Linked DNA regions of Homo sapiens: region 2 is linked to region 1. A link is an interaction called in ENCODE POLR2A ChIA-PET data of the cell type or tissue named here. Cell type or tissue: HCT116. All regions are shown on one strand. Each heading gives the region's core, and the rest is flanking DNA. Links, peaks and the distances in the headings are about the cores only. Region 1 overlaps MRPL48 (mitochondrial ribosomal protein L48). Region 2 overlaps PAAF1 (proteasomal ATPase associated factor 1).

Region 1 (5,374 bases), core at 158-5,157:
GGCTCATGCCTATAATTCCAACACTTTGAAAAGCTGCAGTGGGTGGATTGCTTGAGCTCAGGAGTTTGAGACCAGCCTGGGCAACATGGCGAAACCTTGTTTCGTGTTTTTTTTTTTTTTTTTTTCCCTTTTTCTGGAGAACAGGGTCTCGCTATATTGCCCAGGCAGGTCTCGAACTCCTGGGCTCAAGCTATCCTCCCACCTCTTGCCTCCCTGAGAGCTGGGATTACAGACGTGAGCCACCACGCCCGGCCTGAAACCTTGTTTTGACAAAAAATACAAAAATTAGCCAGGTGTGGTGGCATGTTCCTTTAGTCCCAGCTACTCGGGAGGCTGAGGTGGGAGGATCAGTTGAGCCCGGGAGGCCAAGGCTGCAGCGAGCTCTGTGATCACCCTACAGCACTCCAGCCTGGGTAACAGAGTGAGACCCTGTATCTATCTATCTATCTATCTATCTATCTATCTATCTATCTATCTAAACTATCTGTCTCTGAATAAATAAATAAAATTAAATAAATCAAGGCCGGGCATGGTGGCTCACGCCTGTACTCCCAGCACTTTGGGAGGCTGAGGCAGCGGGATCTCCTGAGGTTGGGAATTTGAGACCAGCCTGACCAACATGGAGAAACCTCATCTCTACTAAAAATACAAAATTAGCTGGGCGTGGTGGCGCATGTGTGTAATCCCAGCTACTCGGGAGGTTGAGGCAGGAGAATCACTTGAATGTGGGAGGAGGAAGTTGCAGTGAGCCGAGATCGTGTTATTGCACTCCAGCCTGGGCAACAAGAGTGAAACTCCATCTCTGGAAAAAAAAAAAAAATTTAAATCAGGTCAGACAAACAAACAAACATTTTAGATGGTGACCACAAGATTGTAAAATTGGGTTAAGTTGTTCAAGAGAATCTAGTTAGGGAATTGAGTTTAATGGAGCTCAGCTCTGGCTTAGAAGTATCATCCAGCACTTGTGTTATGAGGGCAAGTATTTACTTCTTTTCTTTTTTTTTTTTTTTGAGTTGGAGTCTTGCTCTGTTGCCCAGGCTGGAGTGCAGTGGCATGATCTCGGCTCACCACAACCTCCGCCTCCCGGGTTCAAGCGATTCTCCTGCCTCGACCTCCTGAGTAGCTGGGATAACAGGCATGCACCACCATGCCCAGCTAATTTTTTTTTTTTTTTTGGAGATGGAGTCTTGCTCCGTCGCCCAGGCTGGAGTGCAATAGTGTGACCTCAGCTCACTGAAACCTCCGCCTTCTGGGTTCAAGCAATTCTCCTGCCTCAGCCTCCCAAAGTAGCTGGGACTACAGGCACCCACCACCACACCCAGCTAATTTTTTTGTATTTTTTTAGTAGAGACGGGGTCTCACCGTGTTGCCCAGGCTGGTTTTGAACTCCTGAGCTCAGCCAGTCCGCCCGCCTCGGCTTTCCAAAGTGCTAGGATTACAGGTGTGAGCCACTGCACCTGGCCTCATGCCCGGCTAATTTTTGTATTTTTAGTAGAGACAGGGTTTCACCATGTTGGCTAGGCTGGTCTCGAACACCTGGCCTTAGGTGATCCACCTGCCTCCGCCTCCCAAAGTGCTGGGATTACAGGCGTGAGCCTGGACTTCATCTCTGATGAAGTCTGACTTCACCTGGACTTCATCTCTGAATTTTTTTTTTTTAAAGTATAACAGCAGGATCCAAGCAAGTCTGAGCAGTCATAAAAGTTTTCTTGTGACTCTTTTTTAATAATTAAAAAATATAATTCATTTATTATAATATTCACTCTTTTTTTTTTTGAGACCGAGTCTCTGTCACCCAGGCTGGAGTACAGTGGCGCGATCTCCGCTCACTGCAAGCCCCGCCTCCCGGGTTCACACCATTCTCTTGCCTCAGCCTCCCCAGTAGCTGGGACTGCAGGCACCCGCCACCACGCCCAGCTAATTTTTTTTTTTTTTAGTAGAGATGGGGTTTCACTGTGTTAGCCAGGATGGTCTCGATCTCCTGACCTCGTGATCCACCCGCCTCAGCCTCCCAAAGTGCTGGGATTACAGGCTTGAGCCACTGCACCCGGCTTATTCACTTTTAAAGTAGATAATTTAATGGTTTTTAGTATATTCACAAAGTTGTACAACTGTTACCACTATTTAATTCCTGAACATTTTTACCATCCCAAAAGGAAACTCCTTACCCATAAGTAGTCACTCCCCATACTGTCATCTCCCAGCCCTTAGCACCCACTAATCATCTTTCCGTCCTATGATTTGTCTATTCTAGTCATTTCATATAAATGAAATCGTGGGCCATCTGGATTGGCCGCTGCCATCACTCTGGCTGCAGCAGGGAGGCGTGGCCAGAGCCAGTCAGAGCCAGGGACAAGTGGGAGCCCTGCCCCTTCCGAGTTGGGGCGGTGCCCAAGTCATGGCTGTGGATCTAGGCCTCTTGCTCCACGGAGCAAGCAGGAGCTCCGCTCTTCCGAGTGCAGTTACGGCCGCCCAAACTGTGACTGCGGACCCAGGCATCTGTGTACTCTTGTGGGGCCCAGGAAGGCTGCCCCAGCCCTCGCAGGCTCAGAGGTGTCTGCTCCTGCTGCCTGGCTTCTCCCTGCTGTCGACACCAGCTCTGATCTTGGAGCAAAGCTGGGGCCAAGCCCAGGTACTGTCGCAGCCTGGCCAGGTGTACACACATTCGGGGCAGTGCTGACACGCCAGCCTCTTGCCTCCTTGGCCCCCTCTGGACTTTGGGCACCAACAGGCATAGGAGGGAAGCCAAAGCGGGGCTGAAGGCAGCTCAGCAGTGGCCTGCCCGTGCCCCTTGGCACCTACAGGGCACTATGAATGGCAGTGAGAGGCAGACAGCTTCCTGGGCAGAAGGGGGCAGGTTCCCATTGAGACCCCACCTTCAGGCCAGGGAGTGCCTGAAGTCTGGGGCTAGGCTGCCAGTCCCGTGGACAGGAGTGGGAACTTAACGGTACCTTTTCCAGGCCTGCCCATGGCCACCCATGGACAAATCAACATGTACTTCCTTCCCTCTGAGGCTCATAAAAACTTTGGGTCTGGGTGTAGTGGCTCATGCCTGTAATCCCAGCACTTTGGGAGGCTAAGGCAGGCAGATCACCTGAGGTCAGGAGTTTGAGACCAACCTGGCCAACATGGTGAGACCCCATCTGTACTAAAAATACAAAAAAATTAGCCGAGCGTGGTGGTGGGCGCCTGTAATCCCAGCTACTTAGGAGGTCGAGGCAGGAGAATCCCTTGAACCCAGGAGACAGAGGTTGCAGTGAGATCACGCCATTGCACTCCAGCCTGGGTGAAAAGAGTGAGACTGTCTCAAAAAAAAGCAAACAAACCAACCTTGGGCTCAGCCAGAGCTGAACAGACATCGGGACAACCGGCTGCAGAGAGGAGCTATCCACTCTAGAGACTTCTCTGCTGAGAGCTGGGAAGACATTCAGACGACCTGCCTGCAGAGAGGAGCTGCCCACTCCAAGGTCCTCCTCTGAGCTATTCTGCCACTCAATAAAGCTCTTCTTTGTCTTGCTCACCCTCCGCTTGTCTGCATACTCCATTTGTTCTGGTTGCAGGACAAGAACTTGGGACCTGTTTAATGGCAGGGCTAAAAGAGCTGCAACAGAAACAGGGCTGAGATGTGCCCCTTTTTCACCAGGTTGTGGGTGAAGAGAAGGAAAGAAGAGCTGCAGCCCTTCAGGGAGCCCAGACCTGGGAGCTCCCTGAGCCAGGGCTGTGACTCCCTCCTTGGAGCCCTGTGGTTGCTGGCATCTCCAAGCTTCTGAGCGCCACGTGTTCCCCAGTGCCAGCTGTGAAAGCTGCTTGTGGTGCACCTGGTCCGGCCTCGCAGAGAGCCAGTGCCTGTGCCAGCACCTGCAGCTGCCCGCCCTGCTGCAGCAGCCGGCATGTCTGACTGTGCACATTGGCCAGACCCCATGCTCACTCACATACCCCTCACTGGCCTATGCCTGACTTGCCCTTGGCAGGCGTGGGACCCAGGCTGGTAGTGTGAGCGGAGGACAGCCTGCCAAGACAAGTGGGTGAAACAAGCCCAGTGGACCAGAGCAAAATTCGGGCAAAGATGCCACCAGCCACAGACTTTTCCGGCCAGAAAAATGACACTCCAAAAATCCCGTAACAATATGTGAGGCCAGCTGACTTTCCAAGGACTGTACAGCTAGTAAAATGGAAGTGCTGATATTCAAACACAAATTTGTGTTTGGGTTTGGATATAAAACTTGTGCTCCTAACAGCCATAAGGACCCAATCCAAAGGCAGACTTTGATAATCAACATAAATATGTTTAGAAGGTTATGGCTAAAGGAAAGACTGGAAACAAAAACAATTTTTTTTTTCTTTTTTGAGACAGAGTCTCGCTCTGTCGCCCTGGAGGGCAGTGGCATAATCTCGGCTCACTGCAACCTCCACCTCCTGGGTTCAAGTGATTCTCCTGCCTCAGTCTCCCGAGTACCTGGGATTACAGGCGCCCACCACTGTGCCTGGCTAATTTTTGTATTTTTACAAAATACAAAATACAGCCTTTTACAAAATACAGCCTGTTGGCCAGGCTGGTTTCAAACTCCTGACCTCAGGTGATCTGCTCGCCTCAGCCTCCCAAAGTGCTGGGATTACACATGTGAGCCACCTCGCCCGGCCAACAAAAACAATTTTTAAAAGAACTTGAGAAAACCTGGAGGCAATGATTATTGCCTTCAAATACATGAAGGGTTTGACTTCTTGTATGAAAAACAAGAACTGAACTTACTTTGTATGATGTCAGAGTGGGGAACTAGGCACAAACCGTAGAAGTTACAGGGAGATGGGTTTGGGCTTTCTATGTGGGAGAACATTCAGATAGTTAGCAGTGTCTGAAAATGTTTCAGTTTTGACCAGGGAGGTATTTAAGTAACAGATGGATCATTATAGACAGAGAGGCTAGTATTGGTTGCGTACGTGGGAAAGGTAATGGTGAGGCTGGATGTGGTGGCTCACACCTGTAATCCCAGCACTTTGGGAGGCTGAGGTGGGCGGATCACGAGGTCAGGAGTTGGAGACCAGCCTGGCCAACATAGTGAAATCACGTCTCTACTAAAAATACAAAAAATTATCCGGGTTTGGTGACAGGCACCTGTAATCCCAGCTACTCAGGAAGCTGAGGCCGGAGAATCGCTTGAACCTGAGAGGCGGAGGTTGTAGTGAGCTGAGATCGCACCATTGCACTCTAGCCCTAGCAACAGTGCAAGACTCCCTCTCAAGCAAAAAAAAAAAAAAGAAAGAAAAGAAAGGAAGGTAGTGGTGGGCACTGAGAGTGGAAAGCCAGTAAGGAGAATTTGAAGCTTCTGATAAATGAACTTAGGCAGGGACTGGGCTTTTCCAGGATGCCTAAGAT
Region 2 (5,374 bases), core at 179-5,178, 120 kb after region 1:
AACCCCAGGTTCCTGAAATCCTGGGAGTACTTCCTTCTCAGTTTTTGGTGAATGTGTAATTTACCATTTGAGAATAATTAAAGGGGGAAGGAAGAAAATATCTCAAAATATAGTGAAATTTTTCCTTTTTTGGTGCCTGTTTATTCTTGGAAACAAATTAATCTTTAAACAGCATTTTTGCCTCCTACTTGTTCCCAGGTGTTCCTCTTTATTGGCTCAGACGCTTTCAACTGCTGTACTTTTCTCTCTGGCTTCTTGCTATTGGCTGGGACTCAAGATGGAAACATTTATCAGCTGGATGTGAGGAGTCCAAGGTGAGTCACCATTCATTTACATGATGCAGGTCTTCTGCAGAGTGGAAATTTTTATTGGCTTTAACATTGATTTAGCCTAGCATATAGATAACTATTGAATCAAGGGTATATTTTTCCATTTACAAAGGTTTTCCAGTCTGAATTTTCTGATTTTTCTTATTATTCCTGGACTCATATTAAAATATATGATTCATACCATTATGATTGTCTGACTAATGATTGCTTTGAAAATTAAGCTTAAATATAAACTAACATTTCATTTAAATTGATTGTCTAGAACTTTTAATTTTAAAGAGCTCAGTAATTTTCTCTTACATTAGACCCTGGCTACCCTAAGATTGAAAGATTGAATTATTTTTATTTATTTATTTATTTTTTGAGATGGAGTCTCCCTCTGTCGCCCAGGCTGGAGTGCAGTGGTGCTATCTCGGCTTACTGCAACCTTTGCCTCCCGGGTTCAAGCAATTCTCCTGCCTCAGCCTCCTGAGTAGCTGGGATTACAGGTGCGCGCTACCACACCCAGCTAATTTTTGTATATTTAGTAGAGACAGGGTTTCATCATGTTGGTCAGGCTGATCTCGAATTCCTGACCTCGTGATCTGCCCGCCTCAGCCTCCGAAAGTGCTGGGATTACAGGCATGAGCCACTGTACCCAGCCCTGAATGATCATTTTTAGTTCAAGGAACCCAGCTCTGTTAGTTATGTAGTTTTGATCATGACCTTTCTAAACAGGCTTTTCTTTGGCCTTAAAGATATCCAAAGAGAATCACACAATCTCTCTGTTGCAGGATTTAACAATTTCTACAATTTTGTCCCTTCCTCCTTTGATTTCCTTCCTTTTTTCAACTGATATTTATTGAAAATAGCTTCTGTGGGCATCAGGCTTGGTTCAAGGCACTGAAAACCAGAAATAAAAGGTACAGGCTCTGGGCTGGGCGTGGTGGCTCACGCCTGTAACCCCAGCACTTTGGAAGGTCAAGGTGGGTGGATCACCTGAGGTCAGGAGTTCAAGACCAGCCTGGCCAACATGGCGAAACCCTGTCTCTACTAAAAATACAAAAATTAGCTGGGCATGGTGGCACGTACCTATAATCCCAGGTACTGGGGGGCTGAGGCAGGAGGATCGCTTGAACCTGGGAAGTGGAGGTTGCAGTGAGCTGAGATCGTGCCACTGGACTCCAGCCTGGGCAACAGAGCGAGACTCTATCTCAAAAAAAAAAAAAAAAAGATACAGACTCTGCCTTTGAGGCACCTGGAGTCTAATGGTAAAGATGGACAAGTAAAAGACTGTTGTGCAGTGTGATCACTTGTCTGACAGGGCTAGCTACAGAAATCTAAGGAAGCACCAAAAAGGAGAGGGAAGGAGGTGAGACTGCTTCTCCAAGGAAATGAGAAACATTGGGTCTTGTTGAGTAGGACGTTGCCAAGTAAAGAAGGAGGAAAAGAGCTGGCCTCGGTAGAATCCCATGTATAGAATCCCATATATGAAGGCATGTGAAGGGGATTGTTTTCAGGAGTCTATGACAGGTATGTTCCCTGCATATGAGGGCAGTGGTGAGAAGTGATACCAGCAGGAAAACAGGAGCTGCTCTGACCTTACCTGCCATTCTAAGTTTATTCCAAGAGTAGGGAATAAATTCCAGTAGATGGTGACTAGCTTATACCTTTTCTTCCATCATTTCAGTTACTTAATTTTTTTTTTTTTTTTTTTTTTTTTTTTTTTGCCTCCACAGAGATAGGGAATCTCTGATCACTATTATAAAGTCACACTTACATATATATTAAATTGATTCTCACTCAGCTTTCTCTTTCTTTTTTTTTTTTATTTTTTTTTGAGATGGAGTCTTGCTCTGTAGCCCAGGTTGGAGTGCAGTGGCGCGATCTCGGCTCACTGCAAGCTCCACCTCCCGGGTTCCCGCCATTCTCCTGCCTCAGCCTCTTTCTTTTTAGAGTCCTGACAATTTTAATATTTTACAACAAATCTTAATTCTTTTGTTAAGTGAAAAGTTTAACATACTGCTAATATTGTTATCTTCAACCCATGTCATACCTACCTTAAAAACTCAGGATTTGGGTGGTGACTTAGTTCATGTTTAGAGACATGGATGGTTTTTGAATTACCTTAATCTGCCAGTTAAGGTTCTTGCCAGGAAAGAAACCATAGAAATGTTTAATCTTTCTTCACATTTTATCCTGTTTGCTCTTATGTGGTTAGTACTATATGTTGAATATAGTCAAGTATTGCTTTTGAAGAAAGAAAGTAAAATTTCCCCTTTCTCTGAATCCTAGGGCTCCGGTACAAGTCATCCACAGATCAGGAGCACCAGTTCTATCCCTGCTAAGTGTCAGAGATGGATTCATTGCTAGCCAAGGTGGGTCCATGGGCCAATTGAGAGAGATGCTTCTCTGTAGTTCAGTTAATTAAACATAGTTTTAAGTGTCTGATCTATGGCTGGGTTGGGGCATGGTCCCCCATGATTCTTTGGCATATTGTACCTATCAATAGTGTTTATCACTCTACGTTGTGATTGTCTGTGTCCCCCTCCAGTTCAAACTCCTTGAGGGTGGTGACTGTGCCTTATTCATTGTGTTATTCCCAGAATTTAGCTCAATGCCCACCACTCTTCTGCCTTAAAGGAGCTCACAGTAAGGCAGACAGACGTGTGAACATTTGATTGCAGTCCAGTTTGATAAGGACTACATCAGAAGACTGCATGAGGAAATGAAGAATAGCTAATTCTAGAGGTAGGAGTGCTGTCAGCAAGGTCTTCGTGAACTACGTGACATGTAAACTGATAAAGATTTCACCCACTGGAGATGTAAAGAGGGACACTGAAAGCTGAAGCTATTGTATATGCAAAGTCATAGATGAGGCAAGCGGGGGCAAAAGAAGAAGAGCACTAGCATTTCCAGAGGGCCTGCTATGTAGTAGGTACTGTGTTTGATGCTTTACATACATATTCTAGGTAAAGCGAGTATCTTAATGTAGCCAGGACAAACTCTTTGGAATGGAGTTCAGGAATGGTGTTGGGGAAATGCCTGGAGCAAAGTGTACATTAAGGGACACTGGATCCTTGTAGGAATGATGTAGGTCAGGAGGACTGGACTATACAGCCTGGAGGGACTACCTACCTACCTTGAGCATTTCAGTATGTCAGTTAGGATGTTTTGGGCTGTTATTTACAGAACACCCAGCTGAATATGGTTTAAACAGTTAGGAAAGGATACTGCTTCACTTAACAAGAAGTCCAGAGTCCATTTCAGATTATATTAATTTAGTGATTTGAAAATAAAGTCAACCAAAGAGACTAAGGAAACTTGACAACTAAGTCAGTGGTATTCTGGATTGGATCCAGGATGTTAAGGAAAGACTGGTGAAAAAAAAAAAGCATGCTGTTTAGGTGGTAGTAGTGTACCAATATTGGCATCTTAGTTTTGACAAATGTAAGGTGATAACATTTGGGAAAACCTGAAACTGATTAAGGGCATATGGGAACCTTCTGTATTATCTTTAACTAACTTTTCTGTAAACCTAAAGTCACTCCAAAATATAATATTTTTTATATATTTTTTTAATTTAAAAAACAAGTAGGCTGGGCACAGTGGCTCATGCCTATAATCCCAGCATTTTGGGAGGCTGAGGCGGGAGGATCACTTGAGCCCAGGAGTTTGAGGTCAGCCTGGGCAACATAGGAGACCCTGTCTCTACAAAAAATAAAAATTAGCCAGGCATGGTGGTTCATTTCTGTGGTCCCAGCTACTCAGGAGGCTGAGGTGGGAGGATCACTTGAATCTAGGAGGTGAGGCTGCAGTGAGCCATGATTGTGCCACTGCATTTCACCCTGGGTGACAAAGCGAGACTCTGTCTCAAAAATAATTTTTTCAATTAAAAAAATATTAAAAAGATAGTGACTGGGCGTGGTGGCTCACACCTGTAATCCCAGCACTTTGGGAAGCTGAAGCGGGTGGATTCCTTGAGGTCAGGAATTTGAGACTACCCTGGCCAACATGGTGAAACGCTGTCTCTACTAAAAATACAGAAATTAGCTGGCATGGTGGCACACATCTATAGTCCCAACTACTCAGGAGGCTGAGGGAAGAGAATCACTTGAACCTGGGAGGTGGAGGATGCAGTAAGCTGAGAGCACGCCACTGCACTCCAGCCTGGGTGACAGAGTGAGACTCTGTCTCAAAAAAAAAAAAAAATTAAAAATTAAAAAATAAGGTTGGGTGTAGTGGCTCACGCCTGTAATCCCAGCACTTTGGGAGGCCAAGGCGGATAGATCACCTGAGGCCTTGATATTTCTCGCCTCCTCTGTCCTATCTACAGGCCATTTTACTGATTATTAACATCTCTGGCTGGGTGCAGTGGCTCACATCTGTTATCCCAGCACTTTGGGAGGTCAAGGCGGGTGGATCAGCTGAGGTCAGGAGTTTAAGACCAGCCTGGCCAACATAGCGAAACGCCATCTCTACTAAAAATACCAATATTAGCTAGGCATGGTGGTGTGCACCTGTAATCCCAGCTACTTGGGAGGCTGAGGCAGGAGAATCACTTGAACCTGGGAGGTGGAGGTTGCAGTGAGCCAAGATTGTACCACCGCACTCCAGCCTCAGCGACAGAGTGAGACTGCCTCGCAAAAAAAAAAAAAAATCTCTGTTGCAAGGTGATGTGTGGGTTATATGAGGAGTGTAGGTGGAGAAGAGCTGACTCATGGTTCTACTTTTTGTACTTTTTTTTTTTGGAATGTTAGAAATTTCTTTATTATTACTTATTCTTACTAAGCGCCAGCTTAATGCTGCAGAAAATTTCAAATCACTGTTGATAACCCACTTTCTTTTCTCCCACCCAAATTCTTGATCAAGAGTTTTTCAAGTAAAGACATGGTCTTCTCTCTTCTGTATAAAACTTTATGAAATAAAGGCAAAAGATTCGTATATCTTGCTGGAAAATGCTGCCCAGGGCTCTGGAGATGGTGGCTGCCCGTGCTCCTTTCACTGTCCAGGTCTTGAAAGACTCTAGCATGAACTGTCTCTTCACAAAACAAGTCCACCACTTG

Evidence for each region. ChIA-PET counts read pairs that join two places held together with the same protein. Peaks named below come from ENCODE experiments on the same cell type or tissue, not always from the same donor. Only the 100,000 strongest peaks of a DNase experiment are listed, where the experiment ranks them.
Region 2: POLR2A ChIA-PET joins it to region 1 with 6 read pairs; 6 of 35 experiments call an interaction of 5 or more read pairs at or near these places.

The regions. Positions count from the first base shown.
Region 1 is chr11:73,793,753-73,799,126 of GRCh38, forward strand. All of the region lies in intron 1 of MRPL48 (mitochondrial ribosomal protein L48), which reads left to right. Among named protein-coding and RNA genes, the nearest start is that of MRPL48, 8.6 kb to the left of the region's middle. RefSeq lists an enhancer at 3,370-3,889. In HCT116, for the core only: no CTCF peak of the experiment used is centred there; a DNase peak (open chromatin) is centred at 2,359.
Region 2 is chr11:73,916,347-73,921,720 of GRCh38, forward strand. PAAF1 (proteasomal ATPase associated factor 1) reads left to right here. Exons shown (of 12, transcript NM_025155.3): 9 at 199-314; 10 at 2,604-2,686. It also overlaps the pseudogene ARPC3P4. Among named protein-coding and RNA genes, the nearest start is that of DNAJB13, 32 kb to the right of the region's middle. RefSeq lists a silencer at 4,166-4,378. In HCT116, for the core only: no CTCF peak of the experiment used is centred there; no DNase peak of the experiment used is centred there.